Linked DNA regions of Homo sapiens: region 2 is linked to region 1. A link is a loop called in an ENCODE intact Hi-C map of the cell type or tissue named here. Cell type or tissue: endothelial cell of umbilical vein. All regions are shown on one strand. Links, peaks and the distances in the headings refer to the core of each region. The heading gives the core; the rest is flanking DNA.

Region 1 (8,021 bases), core at 2,170-4,669:
AGAACATTTGATAAAACCTGGTTTATGAAAATCTAGTTTAAGGCTCTAAAAAAAAGTAGAGAAAGCTACATAGCATTTTACAAGGTGAGTTTATTTTATTAAGACATATTGGTAGTCCTTAGTCAATATGATATGTCTTTATTATCATATGAAAATACAAAATTTTTAACCATTTTACTAAGATGAGCGAATGACATAACATTTAGTTTTTTTAATATCATAGTTAATGTAGTTTTGTTTTCTGCTTTAAAAGGGCTAGCATCATTTATTAAGCACACATTATGTATTTCTAGCCACATATTCTATGTCCTCTGAAATTACTGCCGTTATTATGGTTTCATTTTACGTACTGTAACAGGAAATTTCCTTGAGACTGGGCCTGAAACATTTTAAAGTCACAGTTTATCAAATTTTAAATGAAGAGAGAAGAGTCTTGACAATCCAAGCCAAAGTAGAGGCATCATGACAAAATGTTGCAGATCAATTGTTCATTCAAGGAAAAGTATCTTTAAAAATATTTATATTATTTCCATTGACACATTGTAATTGTAAATACTTATGGGGTACGATTTGATGTTTTAATACTATATATGTTGTATAATGATCAAATCAGGGTTAATCTCACTCATATGTGAAATTTAAAAAAAAAATTTAATAGAAGCAGAGCCGAAGAGTCGATACCAGAGAATCGGGAGGGGAGGAATGTGAGAGGTTGGTCAATGGGTGCGAAGAAAAATTATCTGTGACTTAAAAATTCACATTTGTTACATACTTTTGTAAGACAGCAAATTGTTGCAACCAATCTGCGGTCTGCATTGTTAAACATAGGCAGAATAAAATGCAATTCTGTGCATGTGTAAACTACATTACATTAGTTGCCTACAACAGAGAAGATGGATAATGGTTTTGAAATATATTTCCTAGAGCTCAAGCGTTTCCTAATAGCAGGAGGTGTGGAAGTGAGTCCTTCTCCCTAACTTAAAATATTAGTTACGTATTTCCTTATTGTCTCAAGTGAAGGCACAAGGCTGCACATCTCAAATCATTCCTAAGATAGTCAACCAAGGAGTCTCAGTAACGTTTGTGATAAATGATTACTTCTTAATCTGAATATTGAGCAAGTATAGCAGAACAGCCTCCTCCTGCGATCCCAGTGAACCTCTTGAATGTGGGTTGTACTTAAATGTGGTGTGTTTCCTTTACAGAGAATTGGCGTTCTCTGTGTTCGTTCTCCAGACAGGGAACTTAAGGTAAAATAGTCTGTGGGTCTGAAATCTGAGCAGCGTATATGAGGTTGGGGGCACTCCATAAGGACAAGGGTCATATAAATGTAGTCACAAGGAAGAAAGCCAAGATAATCCAGCCAAAAAGGAATGCACTCCAAAAGGGTGGCACGTCTTTAGAGATTGAGCTTTGATTTCCTCTAGGTCACAGCATCATATGATCAAAACACTAAACTCTTTCTGTGAAGCCTTCTCTGACTACCCTATCTAAAATGACTTTGCTTCTTCACCCAGTTCCTGTTCATGATCTATTAATTTCCTCAGCTACTATCATAATCTTATTTATTGTCTGTCTTCATACTAGAAGGGAAGTACAATGAAGAAAAAATATTTTGTCTGTTTCATGTACTTCTAGATCCCTAGGACCTAGAGGAATGCCTGGGACATATTAGATAATAAATGATGAATGAATGAACTATTATTTTTAAGTCAGATTAACTACGCCAATGTAACTTTTCATTTTTATTTCTTTTGTGTTCTCCCCTAGGCTTTAGCGAAGTCTCATTTGAATAATTTGAGGTGAATGTATGGACTAAAGCCTATGAGCGGTTCTTCCTTTATTGTTATATTTAGAAGTTCTGGGCTTGATTTAGTTAGAGGAGCAAGTGCAAAGAAAAGGCTAATTCCTCCCTCCCTCCCTTCCTACCTGCCTGCCTTCTTTCCATCCTCTTTCTTTTCTTTCTTCTGTAAATGCCAAGAAATTTTCAGTTGCAAAAATGAAATAAACATTTCCATTGTCAATCAGCATGGGCCATAAATGTGTAAAAAAGCTTGGTCACAAAAAAGACAATGAACAGAACCCAGACAACCCAGAAAAGATATCACTGAATGAAAAGATTTAGGTCCTTATCAAAGAGGAATTATCATAGTATCTTCTGTAATTTAATATTTGTTGTATATACTTACCAAGCTAATATATATTTAAATATGAACAATTTACATTGCCTATTATTCTCAGCACATCATTTCACTGTTTTCAAAAATACTATTTTGAGGTAATCCTGCAGGTAGAATTATAAAGATATATCTGAACTAGGTAGATCCTAACATTGTATTATATTCCAGGTTCTGGTACTAAGAATATTCAAAATAAGTTCTACAGTAACCCTGACAGGAATCTGCTTTAGCAAGACTTAGTCTTTTCTAGGTGTGAGGGATTATATATTTATTAATTTATAAAGGAAGGTATAAAGCTGAGAGAACGCATCTGCAAATCCTTAGATATTTACTATAGTTTAGGGGGCAAGTCTTAAGATTTTTCTGCTTTATTTCTTCAACCTCACTTTATGGAAACATGGAAAATCCACGAATAATACTGTCCTACATATTAATGAGTTTGAATTAAAAAAATTCTCATGATTTTTCAGTTTTGTCCTTTTTGCCATAATATTCTCATAGTTAAAAGTTGACACTATTAACCTGTAATTTGCTTGTTTTCTTTGGTATAAAAGATATTCAGTACAATTTTGATATTAATTTTGACTTCTATATAAATTTAAGAGATTTCATTAAGACTCAGACACTAAAATGTTGTACTCTGTGTACTTTTAAAAAATTTATTAACTAAATTTGTTTTAAATAAAGGCATTAATTCTTACATTCTTTTAAAAAATCTATCTGCTGGAAAAAAGATTTTTTATCTTTATGTGCTGACTTGAACAAAGATTACATGATTTAGCTCAAATGTATCCCATCTACAAAATATGCCCAGGAAAAGACCCGTGTTCTTATCTGACTATATAATGCAATATATTAGCAAAAATATGTGTCATTAAATAGAAGTAGCTGAACTCAAAATAGGCAGACTCTAATGAAGATGAGATTTGCTCATTAAAAGTAATACAATTTTTAGAAAAGAAAAAAAGTGAGGTGACTGAAACACCCCATTCTGTTTCAACCATCTTCATATTCCAGTTAAAGCTATGCTTATTGTGGATTTTCTTAACAAATAGAATGTCTTTGTTGGGTATTTAACTGTTCCATCCAATTGTTTCCAAATGAAAAGAAGGGCAAATTATATATTCCTTTTGTCTCTCTTTTGTGATATATTGTGGGCTTTGTATTTTGTAAAAGCTGAACGTATTCAGTAACAACTACGTCCTTCCAACAAAATGTATTTTAAAAGAATTACAAAACCTCTAAGTGAACATGCCAGGTTATGCATTGCCGGCACAAAAGGAAATCTGTCATGTGGATTCTCATAGTCTTTATTACTCAAAGTATCCAGTAGATGGAAGCCTTTCCCTTTTAAAACTTAAAGCTGCTTCAAAAGCATACATGCAGTCGGATTTGCTAATCCCTCCGTGCAAAAAAACAGTCCCTCTCCTAAGAGCGTATCAGAAAGACCACAGTTTGCGTGATTTGTAAGTGGTTTGAAAATCGCATTATTAAAGTCAAGTTGTCTTGACCCCCATGAGGTGAATGAGAATGGGAAGAATAAATTGATTCTTGAAGCTAGTCTCTTGGTGGCTGCGTGGGTTTGTTTGTCTTCCTGCATTAGTGTCCACGTTCTTGTTGCCCTTTTTCAGTGATAAATTTCCCAGGCTAGTGGTTACATCTCTTTCCGTCCATTATCGTTCCTTGGAAGCAAGCGCCCAATGAGCAAAGAAGGACACTCTAAATTAGATCCTCCTGGAATGAGCAAAGGAAAGTAGCCCAGGGTTTTTCCGGAGGGTGATGCTAAAGTGAAGACTTACTGTGTTTCCTCCTTGTCCCTATGTATAGCTCTATCTTTTTATCTTGGGCCTGTCCTCTCTGTCTTCTTACTAGTCTTAAGAATTTTTTTCTGGCTGGATGCGGTGGCTCAAGCCTGTGATCTCAGCACTTTGGGAGGCAGAGGTGGGCGGATCACAAGGTCAGTAGATCGAGATCATCCTGGCTAACATGGTGAAACCCTGTCTCTACTAAAAAATATAAAAAATTAGCTGGGCTTGGTGGCGGGCGCCTGTAGTCCCAGCTACTTGGGAGGCTGAGATAAGAGAATGGCATGAACCCCGGGAACCGGAGCTTGCAGTGAGCCGAGATTGCGCCACTGCACTCCAGCCTGGGCAAGAGCGAGACTCTGTCTCAACAACAACAACAAAATTATTTCTGTGAAAAACTATAGATTATATTTACATTTCCCTGTCCAGGAAATGAATGACTGTATTCTAAATAACTGATCAGATTTAATCATTGAGGTTAATTAAATCACTATCTATCTATTAGATTGGTTATTTAGCTCGTTGTCTTTTTGAAAGATATTTAAAACAAGGGTAGTTAAAAAAATAAAAATCTGGGCTTGGAGCATTTCAAAGTACAGTATAAGCTGGGTTTGTCAGTTCAAACCTCAATATGGAATCAACACTTCATCAGGGAAGCCACACTTTTCTTTGACTGCAAAAGGGGCAGTTGAATCATGTTTCCATGTGTTTACAAGTCATAACTAATGAAACAATTATGTGCAATGACAACTTCTGCTGGTATAGTTAGAGTACTTGAAATAAACTTTACATACTTGCCACTGAATTGCATCATAATTAGATAGGTAATGGTTCTCCCATCCTTTTTTTCCTTACTCAATTTTGAAGTTTATAGTTCAGCTTTAATTTAGAGCCTTATCTCTGGTAATGGCTTCTAACTCTTCCAACAGCTCATCGGTTTTCCTTGTACTAAACAAGAGCCATCAGCTCACTTTTCATTGAAAACTCATTTAACTGTCTCCCCATATGCTTTTAAGGACAAAAAGGCAATAGTGCTTAATTAAGATTTGAAAAACAACAACTACCACAACTTCTCCAGATTAATAAGTATTCCTTCTTCAACAAAGGGAGATCTAGATAAAATATTTGAATGATGCTTACCGAATATTAGAAATTCACCCTGTATCTCAATGGCTTTCAGCAATATAGATAATTAAATCATATTACCAATTTGCAAAATGGAGGTTTCAGTCTCCCAAGTCACAACATCAATTCTATACTGCACAAGAGTGAAGAAGGAAGAAAGCCGGGAAAGGAAGAAGGCTGGGAGTAAAGACAGTACTTCATGTTATAACTGGTGAACTGTCTCAGTTGACAAGTCTGAAGGAGGCACTCACAAAAGGCTTTGAGGAGTTGTAGCAAATTTTGAACACAACTTTAGCCTCACTTCTTGAGACCAAAAAATGGCACTCAGAAGTATGAAATCTTAAATAAAATAAAGCAAAACATAAACAAAACCCACAGAGCTCTGAGTATCTTTGTTATTGTTCACACTCTGTAAGAATCTTTAGTCCTTAAAACAGTACTCCTGCCACACCTGTTAAGTGGCTATTACAAGGCCAAGGGAAGACTTGTGCCCAATATGGGAAAACGTTTGTTGTTACTATTCTGCAATCAAAACCTGTTTTATGTCTTTTGACTTAATGATGATGTAAGTAAAGACAATATAAAAAGCAGTGGAAACATGGGATGCTCTTTTATTTTAAAAGCAGGTCTGATTTTTATACAAGATCTTTTGAGGGCAAAAAGTCCAGTGATGAAGTTGTCTGTTCTATCCCTTACTGTCTATATGCTCTTCAACAAATAATATATCTTTTTGGACAACATTTTTCTAAGCAGATTGAAGGTCTGAACCAGACAATCAGCTCTCAAGGTTTTGAATTTGAATTTAAAATTATCTTCAAGGTTTTGAATGATCAAGACATGGACAGTCAGAATCAAAGATGAAGGAAACAGAAAATTCTGGTGCCATTATGATTCAAGCCTCAATTTAAATGACAAGTACATATATGTAATACAATCTCAGTTTTGTTATAACATTTCTTATACTTAATTTGGTTACTAGCACAACTAAATTCAATGTATTTTTTCTTTTTAAATAGTGTTTCCTCACACTGTACCAGATGTCTTAATCTTAGCATCTGGAATAAATAAGTGTTGAAGGTTTGCCATAAAATGTATGAAAACTGAGGAAATATTTTTGCAAATGATTCATTTTTTATATAAGTTTTCAGTACTCTAATTGACTTTGACATTAAAATACTTCTTTAAATATTTTGACTTTTTAAAACCAAAATATAATTTCAGTTATCTTAGCTCCTAGGAATAGTGTCCTTTAAAAAGGAAAGTGTTCTAAGAATTCTTTTGACAGAGTATTAATGATTAAATAAAAAACTGAGTTTATCTTTTAACTTATTTTAAAATTATCATATTGAAAAGGGCAAAAAGTAAATGGAGTTTATACAATTTTCATGATTTAGGTTTATGTGTAAAAGGAATGATTTTTTTTCAAATATAGAGCAATGTATGCACACTGTGAAAACTCAAATATGCTGAAAGGGAAGAATAAAAAGTGATAATCACAGACAATTTCACTACCCAAAAATAAGCATATGTAACATTACCTTTGATATTTATTTTGTATGTCTTTTTCGGCTAGCTAAAAACATACTATATTTTGTGTGTTTATATTTTACCTCACTTCCTAAGAAATTTCTTAATAAAAGACACCTTGTAAATATTTCAATGGCTGTATCATAACCTAATAGAAGTATCATGATTTAGTTGATTGGTCCCCTGTCGTTGATTGTTAAATTTTATCTGTGTGCAAGTATTATTACAAATGACATTGGCATGAATGCATTTGTACATAGATATCTGAATGCAAACTTATTTCTTAATAGGGCTCCAGGGACCAGAAATCTATTTTCTATTGCCTCTAGTTGTTAGGAAAAATTTGCAGCCGCACAAATCAATCAGTACATCTGGGGATTAGAGGATTCTTCCATATGCTGAGGTCTTGACTTCTTTGGATTACAACCCTGAGCAAATTCTATTCTTCTCTTGAACTAGACGAATTTCAAAATAGTGTGACAATAAAATCTCACTCAATTTGGTGGATTCTGGAGGTTGAATTAAACCACTTCTTTTCTTTACAAATCCAGGTAACTTCTTTACAATCTGAGAAAAGGCTAATTTTTTATGAAGACATTAAGCTTTAGAATCTTCAAAGCTTTCTGTACTATTGACTGAAAAGTAACCTTTATTTCCCATTCTTGATGAGAGCATCTCTTCCTAATATGTTGTAATAACTCATTGAATATCAGTTTAGGCAATGAATTTTCATTTTATTTATATATTTGTCTATGTCAGGTATAAGTGGTTAAACTTGTGTACTTAAACTTTGGAAAGTTCTGTATTAAATAGATTAATGGATTGTCCATTCTTATTTAACTAAATAAAGGATAGGTGAGTATTTTTATGTGTATGTTGACTTACCTCCTGATCATGACTCCAAGACTAATGTTTCTATGGGAAATTAAGATTTAATTAAAGCACACACACACAAAAAAAGCTTAAGGCCTTGTTTTCTACCTTTCCCTACTCAGGATCAGAGTATAGGTGCAAACCAAGCAAGTTGAGTTCCTCCAGTGGTTAAAACGAAAATGCCTACCCTTGTTACCATCAGATGTGATTTCTAAAATTATGCAGAGTTTCTGTCCCCTCTGCCCTCCTCAAGAAATTTCCTTTTGCTATTGTTTCCTCTTAATCCTGAATCATCAGTTTCTCTCCCTTTATATAGGATTTTCCTCATGAATTCATAATATCCTCTTGTATTTTCTATTAAAAATACAATCAAAACTACAGTAATAACAACATATACTTTTCTTGCCACATGGTCACCCCTCTGCTGTCACACACACTCAAAAACTTCTAGAAACATTTGTCTATAATAGTGATTCACAACATTGACAGCAACATTATAATTACCTGGAAA
Region 2 (8,021 bases), core at 3,152-5,651, 1.6 Mb after region 1:
TTGAATACTAACTAACCCACTGTTTTTGACCTCCAAGGCTTATATATATGCCCAAGTTAAGAACCTGTAACACTCGTATATTATTTTATGCTAAAGATGTCCACATATACTTATTTCCAAGGAGGGAAAATCAGTGCTTGTATTTAGTTATGAGGATAGGCTAACTGTATTAAAGAAAACTGAGTGCTGCTGGAAATTTCAAATTTCAAGCAATTCAAACAAAAATCAACTTGTTCCCTTTTCTTGAATTGCATATTATGATTCAACTGTTTTATTTGTTCTCTATCTTCCTAACCCTCAATGTGAAGACGTCAGAGAAAAACCCTAATAACAATATTTTAAAGACCCAAACTAATGTTGAATAGAAAAGTAACATTATAATACAGGATGCCAATACTGAATCCTGAATGTTCCAGGAAATTCACATGTCAAAGTATTTTACTATCTGCTGCTCCCTACTACAGTTAACAACACACTCTCACACACAAATGTTAGCATCTAATTACATACAGAACGCTTTACATAGGAAGTAACACATGTAAAAGAGTAATAGATCATGTTACTCTCTAAAATAGTTACTAAAAACAATTTACCAAAAATTAATTCAAACTAAAATTAACTTGTTCCCTTTTCTTTCTCACTTACAATTTATTTTGCAGATTCCAGATTGCATTGTAAGGCAATACAATTTTTTTAAACAAGGATGCATATAAATAATGTTACATTAAATAAAAATTAAATTAAAAGCATGTTTTCTAAAATTGAGTGTCTGGATATTTATCAAATGTTATTTGTGGTTGGAAGAAGAAGAAATGGAAAGATGGATAATTCATAGTGATCAGACAATAAAGATTGATAGCATGAGGAAGGTAGCAGATACCCGCTGATTTGTATATTAACTGTGAAATAATGCAAATTCCCAATCTAATCTCATAGATTATATTTTAGCAGGCATTTGTGAAAAAAAGACACCACTCTTTACCTTGGCATATGCCTAGAAATCATGATATAACACTAATAACTGAAGTTTCCCTGCATTTTGGCCATGAACCCTATATCAAATAAGCCATAAATACAACCAATAATATATCTAAAGAGAAGATACCAAACTTCAAATTTCTCTAAAAATGTAAGAGTAAATTCATGCTGACTTCTATAAAATAGACATTCAACTGTGTCTTCCAATCTGCCTAGGAAATGCACAAATGTAATTATTCAAAGGACACCTGAAGAATACTGTAGCTTAAAACTGAGTCTAGTTATGATAAAAATATAATAATTTTGTTTGACTTCTGGTAATTCAAAATGACTATCTGTGAGATGACTTTGAAGGTTTTGGTCTCTTTTAAAAGCTATCTAGGAAAATTTTAAATCATGCCTTTCAAAAATATTTTTAGCATAAACATAGATGTTCGAGGTCATTAAACTGAACAGAGTTATACTCAAGGTGGAGATTTCTTTTCAAAACAATTCAATCTATGCCTCAAAAAGACTCATGTTCACTTGTAAGATTCAGGATAAGAAATCTCTTAGCATAGAAGTCAACTGAAGATTTAAGAACTGAGACATGCTCCAAAAACTACAATGCTGTGACTGCAAGACATGCTATTTCTATAGCATTTCTCAAAACAGAGAGAAAATTATTTAAAATCAGTTTCTCACTGGATGATTCAACAATCCAAGCTTTGGATTCAGATATCCAATTCACCAGAAATCTTACTTTTATATACCTTTGATCAGCATAAGCTTGCAATTTGAAATTTCCAGCAGTACTTTATTTCCATTTATATAGTTGAACTATCCTCACAACTTTAAATACAAGCATTGATTTTTTTTCCTCCTTGGAAATAAATATCTATGGATATCTTTAGCATAAAATAATAGTCCTATTAAGGAGCTTCCTTGGCATAGTAACTCCCTTCACAATGATTTCAGCTACGGAAATCATTACATGCTAGGGGCGCTTGCCACTTTACTCTGTATGCTTAGGTTATACAAATTAACTAGACTTAAAATTAATAAACCAACTTTACTTGCCAAGAATGACTTATTTTGGAATCCCCAGGTTGTTTTACATTCCTACAATGTTAATGTCCTACTGTGAAGGTTATTTGAGTATATGCTGTTAAATTTGACGTTTGATCTAAATAGTGAACATTTTTTCATGTCAGCAATACGACCCATCACTCATGTTATCATTTTTCCACTAAGCTTATTACTATAGAGTAACATTTCTATCCTAGATGTGACATTTATTATCAGAGTGGTTTTTATTTCTAGCACACTGAATAACTATTAACCTGCAGCTACATACTTTCACCACTAGATGAAGCTTGAGCATAGGTGATGTGAACCGTGGAGTGCAGTCTTAAAGTGGAATACAGGTACTAGGAGAAAACAATGGAAAAGACAGAGAAAGTCTTTTGATTTAGCAATACTGTGGGGGCAAAACTGCCACATAGCAAAAGCTCAGAGTGCCTGTTAATTGTCAATAAAATGATGCTGTTTCAATTAGTGAAATTCCTCCTATTGATGATGAATTTCATAATGCAGAGGAGGTAAGTTAGCTAGTATGGTGAATAAAAATAAACAGTCAGTTGCAAACTATGTTACTTGCAAATTACTTGACTTTGTGCAAGTGGCTTAAACTTCTGAGACTTGGTTTCTTCATCTATTAAAAAATGGAAACACCAGACTAATAGTAACACCTACGAGATGGGTGGCTTAGGAGGGCATTAGTTCCCCCATAATGTTTAATAGGACTCTCTTAAGACATCCCTAGAAATCCTAGAATATTAGCTTAAAAGGTAGACTTGTTCAGGAAAATGTACTGTAAGGCACAGCTGGTATCCATAACTAACATTTTCCCAATCAAGAGGACTTTAAAGTTCTGCTGCCAATGGCCAAGCCTAGAATGAACCCCAAAGTTCTTTTTTTTTTTTTTTTTTTTTTTAAAGAGCGTATCTTGCTCTGTCACTGAGGCTGGAATGCAGTGGCACGATATAATAGCTCACTGCAGCCTTCAACTCCTGGGATCAAACAATCCTTCTGCCTCAGCCTCCCAGTGGCTAGGAATACAGGCTCATTTCACCACACCTGGATACTTTTTAAAATTTTTTGTAGAGGCAGCATCTCACTATGTTGACTAGGATGGTCTCAAACTTCTAGGCTCAAGCCATCCTCCCACCTTGGCCTCCCAAAGTGCTGCGATTACAGGCATAAGCCACCATGCCCAGCCCACGATTATCTTTAGAGTTCTAGCTTTTCTTTGCATGCAGTATTTTTCCACGGGTAGGTAACATAGTTAGATGCATTAACTCCTGAAAACTATAATTAAAGCTGATAACCAAAATGTTAAAATACTGACTATATATACACTGTTACATTTGTCTCTTGGAAATCACTCACAAAACCCAGACAATGAACAGGGAAAAGTGATGAGAAATGAACTGGAGATGTTGAGTAGGTAGTGTAGAAGAAGCAGGATAATGAATTATAACATAGTGAAACATGGGAATGCCTATTTAGATATTCCAAAAAATCTAAACTTACTGCCTCTGCCTCTTGTTCTTTAACACTGTTAACAAACCTTTAATAACAACCAAAACAAGACTTTCCATCCAGTCTACTGGATTAAATACACAAAGAAAAGGATAGCTTACTAATTGACAAGTTTATATATGTGATATTGCACTATACCTTTTGACTTAGCGAAGTTTACAAATACATGGAACCATCTTTCCAAAAAATATGCCTGTTGAAGTCCATTAAGTACCTATCTGGAAATATATCTTGCAAAGTTCTCTATCTTGTATTTCCTAAACATCTTGTGCTTACGTAAAAGTGAAAATTGCTAAGATTTATCTAATATATAACAGTAAACATAAAAAATTTGAATAAAGGAAAATGCTTTTATTTCTAATCTCAACCTCTTCTTATGAATTATTGACCCAAACTGATGATTTCATTAAATATGTCACCTAATATTTACTAAACAGTAATAAATGTTACTTTTTTTCTTCCTCTGAGGGGTTTGTTTCTAAGGAAACACAATTGATAGTCACAGTAAATATGGTCTTCTCAAATGGTTTTCCCACTTCAACTATTCTGTTAAAAAAAAAAAAACCCAGGTACTTAAGTCTGCAGAGATAGCAAAAGACTACTATTTTAACAAACCAGTTATATATGATTTATTTTACTCTCTTACAAAAAAGTATATACATTGTGATCCCAATTTCAATTTTTAAAATATGCATAAAGAATGGAAAAATATATGTTAAAATGTCAGCAGTAATTTTCCTTGATTATTTCCATTTTTCTTTTTCTTTTTTGGAATTTTCAATAAAGAATCTGAATTACTTTTATATAATTAGGAAAAATGCTTACATTAATATTATTGCTTATTTTAGGTGATAAAATACATAACCTGTCACAAAGATATTTTTATAAAAGTATGATGTCGCATATTGATAAAATATATCAATTTGATTTTGAAGAAAATAAAAGTCTGAAGATTTCAACTTTCTCAAAATGTGGAGAAGTTGTTTCCCTGTACAAGGACTCACTCTACTGGTGACATAGAGAATATACTTAATCTGACATTTCTGAAATAACGGCATATTTTCCATAAACACTAGAGGGCAGGGTTTTGACTATAAAACAACTTCATTTGTATTTGTGTGTGTGTGTAAATATTTCACTTATATTTGGGTATATATATCATTTATATTTGTATACATGTACACATTATTTTGTACAAATACAAAATGTATATACACATTATTTTGTATAATAAACTCCTGGGCTCAAGCAATCCTTTTGCCTCAGCCTCCCAGTAGCTAGGACTACATAATATATATATGCATTATTTTGTATTTATACACATTTATAATGTGTATATATTCTATTTATATACAAATATATACACATACACAAATATATATACACATCTAAATTTTGTATGTATAGAAATGAATGTGTATATTTTATATTTTATATTTTGTATTCATTTGTGCATACACAACATATATTTTATATACATTTCAAAACCATTTTTAGATTTATTAATAAGTACATAATCTAAGGCTCTAATATGACACCATTTCATATTAAAACTGGATCACTAGGCTGGGTGCAGTGGCTCATGCCTGTAATCCCAGCACTTTGAGAGGCCAAGGTGGGCAGGCTGCTTGAACTCAGGGTTTTGGGACCAGCCTGGGCACATGGCAAAATCCTGTCTCTACAAAAAATAAAAAAATTATTTGACATGCTGACACACCTACAGTCCCAGCTTATTAGAGGGTGGAGGCAGGAGGATCACTTGAGCCTGGGAGGTGGAGGTTGCACTGAGCCAAGATCATGCCACTGCACTCCAGCCTGGATAACAGAACCAAACCAGACCTTGTCTCAAAAAACCCAAAAACAAAAAATGCTAATTACTAATTGATATGGTTTGACTGTGTCCCCACCCAAATCTCATCCTGAATTGCAGTTCTCATAATCCCCACGTCATGGGAGGGACCTGGTGGGAGGTAATTGAATCATGGGGGTGGTTACCCCCATGTGGCTGTTCCACTAATAGTGTGTGAGTCTCTTGAGACCTGATGGTTTTATAAAGGGCAGTTCCTCTGCACATGCTCTCTTGCCTGCTGCCATGTAAGATGTGCCTTTGCTCCTCCTTTGCCTTTTGCCATGATTGTTAGGCCTCCCCTGCCATGTGGAACTGTGAGTCAATTAAACCTCTTTCCTTTATAAATTACCCAGTCTCAGGTATATCTTTATTAACAGTGTGAGAACAGATTAATACAGTAAATTGGTACCGGTAGAGCGGGTTGCTGCTGTAAACATACCTGAAAATGTGGGAGTAACTTTGGAACTAGGTAACAGGGAGAGGTTGAAATAGTTTGGAGGGTGCAGAAGAAGACAGGAAAATGTGGGAAAGTTTGCAACTTCCTAGAGACTTGCTGAATGGCTTTGACCAAAATGCCGATCTTGATATGGACAATGAAGTCCAGGTTGAGGTGGTCTCCAACAGAGATGAGGAACTTATTGGGAACTGGAGCAGCAAAGGTGATTTTTGCTATGCTTTAGCAAAGAGACTGGGAGCATTCTGCCCCTGCTCTAGAGATCTGTGGAACTTCGAACTTGAGAGAGATGATTTAGGGTATCTGGTGGAATAAATTTCTAAGCAGCAAAGCACTCAAGAGTTGACTTGGGTGCTCTTAAAAGCATTCAGTTTTGGCTGGGTGCGGTGGCTCACGCCTGTAATCCCAGTACTTTGGGAGGCCAAGGTGGGCGGATCACGAGGTCAGGAGATCGAGACCATCCTGGCTAACATGGTGAAACCCCGTCTCTACTAAAAATACAAAAAAAAATTAGCCGGGCGTGGTGGTGGGCGCCTGTAGTCCCAGCTACTCAGGAGGCTGAGGCAGGAGAATGGCATGAACCCAGGAGGCGGAGCTTGCAGTGAGCCAAGATCACGCCACTGCACTCCAGCCTGGGTGACAGAGCAAGACTCCATCTCCCAAAAAAAAAAAAGCATTCAGTTTTATTCATTCACAAAAACATGGTTTGGAATTGGAACTTATGTTTAAAAGGGAAGAAAAGCATAAAAGCTCAGAAAATTTGCAGCCTGACTATGTGACAGAAAAGAAAAAACAATTTTCTGAGGCAAAATTCAAGCCAGCTGTAGCAATTTGCAGAAATAATGAGGAGCCAAATGTTAATTGCCAAGACAATGGGGAAAATGTCTCCAGGGCATGTCAGAGGTCTTCCCAGCAGCCTCTCCCATCACAAGCTGGGAGGCCTATGAGAAAAAAATGGTTTCATGGGCCTTGCTGCTTTGTGCAGTCTCAGGACTTGGTACCCTGTGTCCCAGGCGTGGCTAAAAGGGGTCAATGTACACTGTTGCTTCAGAGGGTGCAAACCCCAAGCCTTGGTGGCTTACATGTGGTGTTGGGACTGCAGGTGCACAGAAGTCAAGAACTGAGGTCTGGCAACTTCCACCTAGATTTCAGAGGATGTATGGAAACGCCTAGATGTTCAGGTAGAGGTGTGCTATAGGGGTGGAGCCCTCATGGAGAACCTCTCTGCTAGGGCAGTGCAGAAGGGAAATGTGGGGTGGGAGCCCCCACACAAAGTCCCCACGGGGGAACTACCTAGTGGAGCTGTGAGAAGAGGGCCATCAGAACAGTAGATCCACTGACAGCTTGCACTATGTGCCTGGAAAAGCTGCAGACTCTCAATGCCAGCCTGTGAAAGCAGCCAGGAGGGAGGCTGTACCCTGCAAAGCCACAGGGGCAGAGCTGCCCAACATCATGGAAACCCACCTCTTTCATCAGTGTGACCTGGATGTGAGATACGGAGTCAAAGGAGATCATTTTGGAGCTTTAAGATTTGACTGCCCTACTGAATTTCGGACTTGCATGGGCCTGTAGCCCCTTTGTTTTGGCCAATTTATCCCATTTGGAATGGGTGTATTTACAGTGCTTGTACCGCCATTGTTATCTTGGAAGTAATTAACCTGCTTTTAATTTTACAGGCTCATAGGCAGAAGGGACTTTCCTTGTCTCAGATGAGACCTGGGACTGTGGACTTATGAGTTAATGCTGAAATTTGGGGGACTGTTGGGAAGGCATGATTGGTTTTGAAAGGTGAGGACATGAGATTTGGGAGAGGTCAGGGGCAGAATGACATGGTTTGGCTGTGCCCCACCCAAATCTCATCTTGAATTGCAGTTCCCATAATTCCCATGTGTTGTGGGAGGGACCGTGTGGGAGGTAATTAAATTATGGGGGTGGTTACCCCCATGCTGCTGTTCTCATAATAGTGAGTGAGTTTCACAAGATCTGACAGTTTTATAAAGAGCAGTTCCCCTGCACAGTCTCTTGCCTGCCATCATATAAGATGTGCCTTTGTTCCTCCTTGGCCTTCTACCATAATTGTGAGGCCTCCCCAGCCATGTGGAACTGTGAGTCAATTAAAACTCTTTCCTTTATAAATTACCCAGTCTTGGGTATGTG

Evidence for each region. Hi-C counts contacts between places; a loop is a spot of excess contacts. Peaks named below come from ENCODE experiments on the same cell type or tissue, not always from the same donor. Only the 100,000 strongest peaks of a DNase experiment are listed, where the experiment ranks them.
Region 2: it touches region 1 in a loop (10-fold over the local background); 9 of 110 quality-filtered maps call a loop at or near these places.

Annotation. Positions count from the first base shown.
Region 1 is chr2:154,371,337-154,379,357 of GRCh38, reverse strand. The region is part of intron 9 of GALNT13 (polypeptide N-acetylgalactosaminyltransferase 13); the gene reads right to left. Among named protein-coding and RNA genes, the nearest start is that of GALNT13-AS1, 82 kb to the left of the region's middle. In endothelial cell of umbilical vein, for the core only: no CTCF peak of the experiment used is centred there; a DNase peak (open chromatin) is centred at 3,557.
Region 2 is chr2:152,737,503-152,745,523 of GRCh38, reverse strand. All of the region lies in intron 3 of ARL6IP6 (ARF like GTPase 6 interacting protein 6), which reads right to left. Among named protein-coding and RNA genes, the nearest start is that of ARL6IP6, 23 kb to the right of the region's middle. In endothelial cell of umbilical vein, for the core only: a CTCF peak has its summit at 4,612 (motif pointing right); a DNase peak (open chromatin) is centred at 4,613.